Linked DNA regions of Homo sapiens: region 1 is linked to region 2. The links are chromatin loops, found by intact Hi-C in ENCODE. Cell type or tissue: stomach. All regions are shown on one strand. Region 1 has its middle 7.4 kb from the start of SH3KBP1. Region 2 overlaps SH3KBP1 (SH3 domain containing kinase binding protein 1).

Evidence for each region. Hi-C counts contacts between places; a loop is a spot of excess contacts. Peaks named below come from ENCODE experiments on the same cell type or tissue, not always from the same donor. Only the 100,000 strongest peaks of a DNase experiment are listed, where the experiment ranks them.
Region 1: it touches region 2 in a loop (3-fold over the local background); 75 of 110 quality-filtered maps call a loop at or near these places.

The regions. Positions count from the first base shown.
Region 1 is chrX:19,893,741-19,896,240 of GRCh38, forward strand. No RefSeq gene overlaps it. Among named protein-coding and RNA genes, the nearest start is that of SH3KBP1, 7.4 kb to the left of the region's middle. In stomach, no CTCF peak of the experiment used is centred here; no DNase peak of the experiment used is centred here.
Region 2 is chrX:19,583,563-19,586,062 of GRCh38, forward strand. All of the region lies in intron 12 of SH3KBP1 (SH3 domain containing kinase binding protein 1), which reads right to left. Among named protein-coding and RNA genes, the nearest start is that of MAP3K15, 69 kb to the left of the region's middle. In stomach, no CTCF peak of the experiment used is centred here; no DNase peak of the experiment used is centred here.

The DNA.
Region 1 (2,500 bases), 310 kb after region 2:
TGGGTTCACCTGCTCTATAAAGATGAACAAACGAATCAAATCAGAGAAGTAGATCACTTATGAAACAGCTAAACCATGACCTTCTTTACAAGGTTTGTGGGAACGCCTCGCTTTGTAAACAAAGGAAAACACAAAGGAAGCAACTAGAAGGTGAGACGTGCATGTCCACAATGCTACAAAAATAGGATGTCCTCGTTTAAAAATCCAAAGAATGCCTGAGTAATCAACTCCCAAGCTGACTGGTCACACAAGCTTGTATCCAAAGTGCGCAAAAAGAGCCCTGGTGCACAGATGAACTTGCCAAGAACATTTTTCCATCCTTTTCCACAGCACTGCTTTGTCTAAGAAAATAGTAAATTGGGAGAATGGTCCCAGGAGATTAACAAAAAACATGGTTTCTACTGTTTTCTACCCATCCTGCTGGTTTCCTCCCCCACCAAAATCACAAGGGGTCATGTGTAAGGAACTACATTTTCACAATTAAAAGGCAAATCAAATGATAATCAAAAAAGTTCCCAAAGCACCAGACATTAAGATCATATGTGTGATATATATATTGTAATAAATGTTAACATTAAGCCAGGCATGGTGGCTCACGCCTGGAATCTCAGCACTTTGGGAGGCCTACCCAGGCAGATCACTTGAGGCCAGGAGTTCAAGACCAGCCTGGCCAACATGGTGAAACCCCGTCTTTACTAAAAATATGAAAATTAGCCGGATGTGGTGGTGCACGCACGTTAATTCCAGCTGCTGGGGAGGCTGAGGCAGAAGACTCGTTTGAACCCGGGAGGTACAGGTTGCAGTGAGCCGAGATTGTGCCACTGCACTCCAACCTGGGCAACAGAGCAAGACTCCGTCTAAATAAATAAATGTTAACATTAAATAGAACAATGGCATTTAACATAGGAATAAACTGTATCAACAGGCCAATTTTTAAAAATGGAAACTGATAAATTACTATGGGAGGCTTTTGATCTCATCGGTAATGAAAATTTAAAAGTAGGAATTGACTTGCAAACATAGTTTCTCTTTTTGTCCCAGAACCTTCGGGAGAAGCTAAGCTCAGGGGCTCCTTCACAGGCTGGGTTCCTTTGGAGCTCAGCCTCCAGGCTGCACAGACATTGGCCCGTGTTCCTGACAGAGGGAAGAACAAGTGAGGATGTGCAGAGTCTGCAGAACAGATGGCATTTTCAAGGGGTCTCCTGTGGAAGGGGCAGGAGTGTAGTGAAATGTCTGATTCTAAATGGTTTCTATGTCAGGGCCAGATCAAACAAGACCCTGCAGGCAATGGGTAGGAGCACAGGTTTCTTTTTTCTTTTCTTTTCTTTTCTTTTTTTTTTTTTTTTTGAGACAGAGTCTCACTCTGTTGTCCAGGCTGGAGTGAAGTGGCACAATCTCGGTTCACTGCAACCTCTGCCTCCTGGGTTGAAGCAATTCTCCTGCCTCAACCTCCCGAGTAGCTGGGATTACAGGTGTGCACCACCACACCTGGCTAATTTTCGTATTTTTAGTAGAGATGGGGTTTCACCATGTTGGCCAAGTTGGTCTCAAACTCCTGGCCTCAAGTGATCCACACACCTCGGCCTCACAAATGCTGGGATTACCAGTATGAGCCGCCGTGCCTGGCCTGGAGCACAGATTTCTAAGCAGGCTGTTTTTAGGGAGGTAACTGGTGAGCTCTGTGGAGAAAGGACTGGAGGAAGAGCTTGCAGGTGGGAGGCCAGCAACAGGCCAGAGGTGGTAAAGGCAAGAAATATGATGGCAATGATACTAACAAAGAGGAGAGGTTACATTCTAGAGCCATTTTTGAAATACATTTGACAGGCTCTGATGAGGCAGTGGATTTGACGAGAGGATAGGGAGCAAAGATGGAGGATTCAATAGAGATATTTTGTTAGTTGGCTTGGAAGTTGGATAGATAATGGAGTTTCAACTAAGTGGAGAAATCCACTAAGTGGAGAAGGAAGTTTTTGTTGGGGTAGGGATGTGGAGGAGATAATGAATTCAAATTTGAATGTTATTAAGAGCGAATACAGCCAGGCTCGGTAGCTCATGCCTGTAATCTCAACACTTTGGGAGGGCAAGGTGGGTGGATCGCTTGAGTCCAGGAATTCAAGACCAGCCTGGGCAACACAGCGAAACCCTGTCTCTACAAAAACAAAAACAAAAAAATGCAAAAATTAGCCAGGCATGCTGGCGTGTGCCTGTAGTCCCAGCTACATGGGAGGCTGAGGTGGGAGGATCACTTGAGCCTGGGAGTTTGAGGCTGCAGTGAGCCAAGATTGCACCACTGCACTCCAGCCTGGGTGACCGAGCAAGACTTTGTCTCAAAAAAAAAAAAAAAAATGAATACAAAAGGGAATGAAGTACTGATTTATGCCACAACATGGTTGACCCTTGAAAATATGATGCTAAGTGACAGAAGCCAGTTGTCGAAAGCCACCTATTATATGGTTCCATGTATATGAGATTTCTGGAACAGGCAAATCCATAGAGACAG
Region 2 (2,500 bases):
TAAAGGTCAAGTATATTACTATCTGAGGAAGGGAGCGATCACTGTAAGAGCCTTCATGTGCGTTTCCACTTGCTCAGGCTGAACACAGACTGCTGACTGATGTCACTGTGGTTTTCCTAGATATAATTCCTAAAAACTGTGAACTGGAACACCTGGGTCTGACCAGGACTAATATAATTACTAATTATAGTATTATTATAATTATTAATAATTATGGTGCTATTAATAATATATATTATTTATGTATACTTATAACTATATTAATATACTAATATATTTATTAACACATATGTATATATTTGTTAACATATATTTATATATCAATGGTATATGTTTATATATTTCTAAATATATAAATATATATCATTTATATTTATATTTATAAATATATATTGTTAATATATATTAATGATATATTTCTAAATATTTATATTAACAATATATAAAATATATATTACAAATATATGAATATATATTTGTAATATTCTTTTCTATATTTCAAAATAGATAAATATATATTAATTGTATATACAAAATATACAATGTCCAACTGATTTTATGTTACCATATTAATAATATATATTTATATATAATATATTTATATATATTTATATATAATATATTTATATTTATAAATATATGTCAATATATATTTATATTTATAAATATATATAAATATATGTATATAAATATACAAAATACATATTTATATATATATAAATATATTTATATTTATATTTATAAATATGTATTTATAAATATAAATACACATATATATATTTATGGAGGAAAGGTCTCACTCTGTTGCCCAGGCTGGAGTGCAGTGGCACCATCACAGTTCACTGCAGACTCAACCTCCTGGGTTTAAGCAATCCTCCCACTTTAGCATCCTGAGTAGCTGAGACTACAGATGTGTACCACCATGCCTGCATAATTTTTAAAAATTTTTTTGTAGAGATGTGGTCTCACTATATTGCCCAGGTTGGTCTCGAGCTCCTGGCCTCAAGTTATCCTTCCACCTTGGTCTCCTAAAGTGCTGGGATTACAGACAGGAGCCACTGTACCTGGCCCTGTAATACGTTTTTTGTTAAGTGAATATATCTGAAAGTGATGATGCTTTTCCTAAACTTATGTACAGTATTCCTTTTTTCTGAAAGATGTTAGCTCCTGTTTAAAGAGAAAGAAATTACTCTCCTCTGAAAGCCGCACTTGGCAGCAAGATTACTGGCTGGTGAGAAGCAGCGTGAGCCCGGACGCTGCAGCTGGAGTGGCAATGCCTGGCTTCCAATGAGAGCTGCTTACAGTGACTACATGTCCATGCATGCAATCGTCCATCTATCCATCCATTCACCTGGTCAGGTAAATCCTGGCGAAGATCTGGGTTCACACAGAACACAATACCCTTTCTCCAGAGGACCACTGACACAAGACTATTTGAATTAACATTCCTACCTCCACTAACTTGGCAGAAGAAAACAAGTGCATAAACCAATATACAGGTTGGTTGTTCAATGTAATCGCTTAGCAAAAAAATATAAAGTGCATTAAGTACCAAGGAACAATAAGCCTTTCTCTGACTTTTAAAAGTGTTTTTGTGTGGCAATCCATGGCATAATAGGTTACTTAGAATGTAAGACACGCATACTAAATGTACTAAATGTACTAAATGTACTAAATGTACGGAGGCTGGGAAGGACGACAGGAGAGGCAAAATTGAACAAAATATAAGCACTGGCACCTCCCCCTCTTTTAAGGAACCATGGCATTCAACAAGTGTTTGTTAAATGAGCCACTACCATATGCTCGACACCGTAAGGCATGTGGAGATGACAAAACACACTCTTGATCTGCTTTAAATCTGGTAAAGAAGTCCGGGGGTGTTTGCATCCCAAGTAGCACAGCATGGGGCCCAGCACTAGGCTAAACACGGGTGGCAGGCATTTGGAGGAGAGAGCAATCATGAGATCTAAGGGAAGGCTTCCAGAGGAGGGCATGCTAACAGGGGCTCTCAAATCTGAAGCACGAGCAGGCGCTTGAGAGGCAGCCAGGCAAGGAGGGGCGAGCACCGTCAACAACTTGGAAGAATCTAGAGCAATGGGTGTCACGGTGTGGATTCCACCACCACTACCAGCAGCAGCAGCAGCAGCAGCAGCAGCAGCTTTTAAAAATGTAAATTCTCAGGCCCACCCAAGACCTACTGAGTCAGCAACTGTGGGGATAGCACCCAGCCATCTGCTTTGAACAAGTTCTCCAGGTGATTCGGAGGCATGCTGAAGTTTGAGAACCACTGAGTTAGAGCAGGCACTGCCCTCCCTTAAACCGGCTAAGCAGGAATCTCAGGGCTTTCCTCCCCCACACCCTCCTGCAAACCAGTGTCTAGGGAGCTAGGCAGCCATGGAGTGTGTGGAGGGCTGGGGGCTGACCACCCTCTCCCAGGCTGCTCAGATGGCACGCACTGTTAAGAACAATTACATCTTCCACTGGCTTCACGAACCTCTCT